2 separate regions of the Homo sapiens genome follow, and region 1 is linked to region 2. The links are chromatin contacts, found by Hi-C in ENCODE. All regions are on one chromosome and are shown on one strand. The core of a region is the stretch at or near the end of the contact, and the rest is flanking DNA. Distances in the headings are between cores, read along the strand shown. Region 1 overlaps CTDP1-DT (CTDP1 divergent transcript). Region 2 overlaps ATP9B (ATPase phospholipid transporting 9B (putative)).

Evidence for each region. Hi-C counts contacts between places; a loop is a spot of excess contacts on that map. Pooled maps may share reads with other maps.
Region 1: a pooled map shows a loop between it and region 2 (12-fold over the local background). The contact joins two enhancer-like sites. A Hi-C loop is called at or near these places in 4 of 37 single-sample maps with no recorded cell type and 9 of 50 pooled maps.

What each region holds. Positions count from the first base shown.
Region 1 is chr18:79,641,401-79,644,771 of GRCh38, forward strand. CTDP1-DT (CTDP1 divergent transcript) reads right to left here. Exons shown (of 5, transcript NR_136643.1): 3 at 471-739. Among named protein-coding and RNA genes, the nearest start is that of CTDP1-DT, 37 kb to the right of the region's middle. Within about 2 kb of position 1,816, at least 5 of the 41 ENCODE cell types and tissues checked have a DNase peak (open chromatin) inside an H3K27ac peak, as active enhancers do.
Region 2 is chr18:79,245,118-79,248,227 of GRCh38, forward strand. The region is part of intron 11 of ATP9B (ATPase phospholipid transporting 9B (putative)); the gene reads left to right. Among named protein-coding and RNA genes, the nearest start is that of NFATC1, 150 kb to the right of the region's middle. RefSeq lists an enhancer at 203-1,402 and a silencer at 1,464-1,673. Within about 2 kb of position 1,304, at least 6 of the 41 ENCODE cell types and tissues checked have a DNase peak (open chromatin) inside an H3K27ac peak, as active enhancers do.

The DNA of each region.
Region 1 (3,371 bases), core at 566-3,065, 400 kb after region 2:
TTTTGGGCCTATGCTCAGCCTTCACTGTATTTTAACATGATTTTATCTTTCTTTAAGCGACTTTTTACATACGTCCATAAAATTTTAACTTGTTTAGTTGAGCGGTAACTGTAATTACAGTGGACCCTTGAGGAATGCAGGTTTAAACTACATGGGTACATTTATTAAGCCAGTAGTTTGCACATGGCAGGTCCTCCTGGCTGCAGGGACTGAGTGTGGGGACTGGTCCCATATTCGAGGTTCTGGGACGCGTCCCCCAGGGACATCAAGGGACGGACAACTGTGCCATTTTTCATATTTGCCACCAGCACCATCTCTAACTGGGTTTTCTGCTAATCAACGCCCCTGATTGTCAGGAGGAGAGGAGACCGGGCAGTGAGGCCCCAGTGCAGACCCCGGGCAGGCTGGGCTCACTTTAGCCTCCCCAGGCTCCCTCCCAGCCTCCTGGCCTCGGGTTCCAGGCCTCTTACCATGAGGACGATGACAGGCCCGGAGCTCCCGTTCTGATTTAAAACTGCGGACCCAGCCGAGACCCTGCAGGGCCTCCAGCCCCACCTGCTCCTTCCAAGCCCGGTCTCAGCCCGGTCAGCGCCGCCCCCTCCGCCCTGAGGAGGAACCTGGCCCTTCGGAAGTCTTCCACTGTGTTCTCTGGGGAAACCACGGCGCCTCTCTTGCCAAAGCCTGGTTCCTTCTCTCCCTCTTTACCAGGCTGGGTTTTGCCGGCATTGTCTGTCGGATGCTATGGAGATGGGAAAATGAATTTCATCTTTCATCTTGCACACACCTGTCTGAAGGCCCAATGTTGCCCTGGTGTGGGGACAGCGAGGGGCAAACTCGAGAAGCCCCTGTGGACGCACAGGTGGCCTCGTGACACCCCCAGGGGAGGCGCCCCAGACCCCCCCCCCCCGCCCGACGCCAGAACCCACGGGGCGGGGCCTCGCCTGGAATGGGGCATCCTCTCTAGAGGACTTGGGATACCTCGAACTATGCAATGCGGTGTAAATACTGTTTACACGGTATTTTATTGGGTTTTTTTTATTGTTGTATTGTGATTTTTCTTCCCCTCTGGGGTTGGTGGAACCCTCAGTTGCAAACAGGAATGCAGAGGTGGATGGTGGTTCCACGATTTGGAAATCATGAAAGACTACAGAGTCCTGCCAGCTTCTTGGTAGAACTTTGTTTTTTATAAGCTCGATAGAAGATCTTATTAGCTTGATGATTCTTTGAGACCAGGTGCTATTCTTATCTAATTTATTTATTCATTTATTTCCTCAACAAATATTTCTTAAATGACTTTTATATTCTCCCCCAAGCATCTTAAGCAGATGCTTAATAATAGGAAATAACACTCCCTTTATACAATAACATTACGCAACGCCATCATTTGTTCTCATAAAGGCAATTAGTGCATGAATTTCCACCCCCACCCTCAAAAAATTGCAACACTGTGTGCGGTGGAGAAATCCTGGGCTGTCTCAGGTTTCCTCACTCCACACTCTCCCCAAGACAAAGTGGGTAGTTACCGCGCTAGAAGGTGGCCAAGAGCATGTGAGTCTACAGGCAAGTACCTTACTCTCCTGGGGTGAAAATAATTCGGAGAAAGTAGAATATATGAAAAGAAAGTGTGGAGTTAAAGAACCAAAGCTCACAGACCATCTCCCCAGTAACCAGAGTTACTTAAATGCTTTGAATGCCACTTCTCTCATCTAGAAAATAGGGGTGAGGCCTCTAACTTCCCAGGACTGCCGCCCACGTCAAACCCTACCCCGAGCATGTGAAGCCTCTGAGGCCTGCGATTTTGGCTGACAGAGGCACAGGCGGAGGCCAGGGCAGCGTGGGGAGCAGGAAGCCCCCGTGGCAGAACAAGAAGCTCCCCGTGGGGGAACAGGAACCCAAGCCCCATGGGGGAACAGGAAGCAGGTGAACTTGCTGCCTCCCCTCCCAGCTGGTGCGTCCCCAGCAGACAGAGGCCCCAAAACACCGAGTGACTCAACCTACAATCAGGCTTGTTTCCAAAACCTTGATTTCCAGGTTTCAAAATTGTAAGCTAAGCCCCGTCCATGGCCATGTGCCGCCCAAAGACCCCCCTCAGCCCCTCAGCCTGTATTCTTGCCCCCATAACTGCAAGCACTGCCCGGGATGGCCAGTTCCATAAAGAGCCAGCTTCCTGATTGCATTATCCGAGGACGAACCTCCCCAGGACTGAGGAGTTCGTCCCCCGCGGCTGATCACACAAATGGATCAAGGGCCTCCTGCTTGGAGGCCGGAGGGGAGAGCAGGTGAGACAGAGTCATCGATTCCCAGGCAACGTGGAGCACACATCTGCGCCTGGAAGGGGGCTGTCCCATTCTCGTGGAAGTCAAGGGATTTTTACTTCATCCTCCCACAGGCATCCTTCCTGCGCTGTTTCAGAGCCTAGAAGCTGGGGTGCCCCACAGGACTTGGCCATGTCTGCACCTCAACCGACAGTCACTTAATATGTTTCTCGAATTAATTTTAAATGTAATTTTGCTTTTCCACTTAGGCTCATTGTAAGTAAAACGAGTGACATCATGGACTAATGTGCCTGTTATATTACTCTCTGTAACACATTCGAATTAATGTATAATAATACGTAAGAAATAACTAGTAAAATAAAGAACGTGTGTGCACATTCTTCCTAAAGAGCCTCTCTTGCACGGACAGGACTAGGCATAAGGTATTTGGGGAAACTGTCTCGCGAGAAGTGAGGGGCGGAGGCAGGTGTCCGGAGGCCTGCAGGTGCCACGGGGCTGAGGCCGGCCTCCTGCGCGGAGTCCCTCCCTCTGACCTCCCCGGGGTGCGAGCCCCACCTGCAAGGCGGTGGAGAGACGTCTCCATCTAGTGGCCGCCTGCTTCCATTACACTGGGAAGCAAGTTCCTGACCCTGAGGGTCCCGGGTTCCTTTTGGTGATGAAAACCCTCCGGAACTGAATAGCGGTAATGGCTGCACAACCTTGTAAATATACTAAAAACCCCTGAATTGGGCATTTTAAAGGCATGAATTATATGGTACGAGTTATATCTCCATTTTTAAGAGAACTTTTGTGAAAGGTTTCAATATATGAGCAGAAAAACCTTGTTCACGTCTTCTTATGGTGAAATGAAAGCATCTGAAGCACAGTGAGTGTGTCTTTTTTACTTTGTCCAGAAACATGAAGTTTAAAACATCCAGGGACCACAAGTCTTCGAGATAGAAATGTTTCATTTGTGCTTTTCTGTAAGCCACAGCTATAGTTACTACTGAATACCATTCTTCCAGGACCCTTTTATCTGATATTCTAATAAGTTGTTTCTTTTTAAAGGCACTTCTCCCTAAAAAGTGTTCTCAGGCTGCAATTACACGGATCTGA
Region 2 (3,110 bases), core at 54-2,553:
TTGCTGGCTTGTTTGTAAAATACAATGAGAGCTTTATAACCCCCCTAAAGTCCTGGGTATTGTGTGTTTAGATAGTAAGGGTTAGAGAATAGGTTCATGCTCTTTGTAAAATACTTGTTAAAATAAATATAAAATTACCCAAATAAACTGTGTATTAGACTGAAAACCAAATGCCACTTCTATGAATGATGTTGCATGTTGAGGTTTCTGGTGTTAGTGGGTAGCTTACGTTATTGAAGGAATTATTTTAAATTGGTGGCTGGTCTTGGCAAAACCATTTAAAATTGATGCCTTCCTACATTAAGACAAAAAAAACAGTAAATCTGTTCAGGATCTTGAAATCATTAAGGAAGCTGTTGTTACAATGTTATCAACTTAGTTTTTAGCTCTGAAACTTCGAAAAGCCTTAGGAGGGCACCACCCTACTGACTGAGGAGGGCACCGCCCTACTGACTGTGCGGAGGGCACCGCCCTAATGACTGTGCGGAGGGTACCACCCTACTGACTGGGGAGGGTACCGCCCTACTGACTGAGGAGGGTACCGCCCTAGTGACTGTGCGGAGGGCACCGCCCTACTGACTGTGCGGAGGGTACCGCCCTACTGACTGTGTGGAGGACACCGCCCTGCTGACTGAGGAGGGCACCGCCCTACTGACTGAGGAGGGCACCACCCTACTGACTGAGGAGGGTACCACCCTACTGACTGAGGAGGGCACCACCCTACTGACTGCGGAGGGCACCGCCCTACTGTCTGTGCGGAGGGCACCGCTCTACTGACTGAGGAGGGCACCGCCCTACTGACTGTGCGGAGGGCACCACCCTACTGACTGCGCGGAGGGCACCACCCTACTGACTGCGGAGGGCACCGCCCTACTGTCTGTGCGGAGGGCACCGCCCTACTGACTGAGGAGGGCACCGCCCTACTGACTGTGCGGAGGGCACCACCCTACTGACTGAGGAGGGCACCACCCTGACTGTGTGGAGGGCACCACCCTACTGACTGCGGAGGGCACCGCCCTACTGTCTGTGCGGAGGGCACCGCCCTACTGACTGAGGAGGGCACCGCCCTACTGACTGTGCGGAGGGCACCACCCTACTGACTGAGGAGGGCACCACCCTGACTGTGTGGAGGGCACCACCCTACTGACTGCGGAGGGCACCGCCCTACTGTCTGTGCGGAGGGCACCGCCCTACTGACTGAGGAGGGCACCGCCCTACTGACTGTGCGGAGGGCACCGCCCTACTGACTGAGGAGGGCACCGCCCTACTGACTGTGAGGAGGACACCGCCCTACTGACTGTGCACAGCATTTCCGAGGTCCTGTCTTGAAATTAGGGCATCTTACGAGATGCCAGATTTTTATTCAGGGCCCCCTTCCTACCCCCCATAATCCAGGATGTTCAAGTATGTAGATTCTGGCCAGCATTCTGCGTGACAAAACATAAATTTAGGGTAACGCTTTTTGTCAGAAATAAATAAATGAGTGAGTGTATGTGATGTGCTGGACTGGTTGGGTTAGAAATGGCTGGCGCTTTCCAGAGAGCGGGACTGCAGGGATCAGGACGCGCGCCGGCCTCGCGCTCCCCCTGCTGGCCGCGCCCCGCGCTCCCCGCGCTCCCTGGCTTCCCCTCCCAGCCGCCTATGGGAGGTGTGAGTACGACTCTGAGACAGATGACTCTGAGACAGACGTGAGCACCGCAGCGGTGATCGGCAGTGTAGTGACTCCTACACTTCAGCCTCCTCCTCCTCCTGATTTTCAGTTAAACAATGTGGTGATTGTAAAATAAGATTAGGAATGATGTACATTAGAAAATGGATAGGCTTATCTTAATATTCAGTGCTGGATTTTTAACGTAATTTCTATACGTAGAGCAAAAATTAAATTTCCAGATAGTTTCTGGATCATTTTGCATGTTATCACATGCATATTTTTGTTTTAAATATGGCTTTGATGTATCACAAGTTGAGAACATTTGAAAGAATTTATAATACTAAAAATAAAAGTTTTAACTTACTACTTACCTTCCAGCCACTGTGTTGCTTTGCATGTGCTGACCTTTCATATATTGATTTACTTTGCGAAGGTTCTAATATATCAGTAAAGGCTGCCACACACTAACAGATGGAATCCAGTTGTCCTGTATGAACGTAGACAGTCAGCATGAGTTTTGTAAGGGCGAGCATGAGATGTGTATATGTGTATACATGTGTTCAGAGATGATGCTACTTTCTGACATTATGGACAATTATAAAAAATTCTGGTGAGTGGATACGTGTCCTAGGAAATGCTAGAGCCAGTATTGACATTTCTCAAGCGATCTAGGAGTCCAGCAGTTTGAGAAGATAACCTCATTCTGCACTCATGAAGCCCCCTTCAAACTTAGCAGGTAATATGCTTGCAAATTTTAGTAATAATTTTATCCTTAAAAACATGTTTATATAGGTCGGCGGACAGAGTGACAATCAATATGCATAGTCTGTAACATCAAAAGTTGGGTAGCTCCAGTTTGTGTAAACTAGGTGTGAGGGTTTACTTTGAACTCCCTTGTCTCTTAATTACGTGTCATATGTTGGTTTCAAACGTGGTTTTGCTTCCCTGTTTAGTAGCTGATTCTTGCATTAATACTTTTCTTATTTATACAAAAAATATAGTACTTTTTTATGTTAATGTTCAAGGGAAAACATTTTATATAATAACTATATAGCAAGCAAGGGAAAAAGCTTAAATTCTGAGTATAGAATAGGCAAAATGTTAAATTTCTTGGTAGGCAAACATGTAGGTTATGAAATAATTCTTTCAGAATAGACTTTAAATTGTCTATTGTGTAAATACAGGTTTTGATTTTTAAGAACTAAGGTGATAAATTGTAACATTAAGAATTGTTGTGCTGATACTTATTTAGGGAATTCTTAAAGCACAGATTATTGAGCCAACAGACTATAATGGCCAAAAGAAACCCTTCTTATTTCGCAGATCACTGAGGCGATAAACGATAATGGCTCAGCCACATCTATAGTGTGCGGTCAGCCTGCATGTACTACACACACTTAAGGCTTAGTAGTTCATATCCAAAAAAGAATAATAAACTTCAGAAGGAAAAAGACTATGT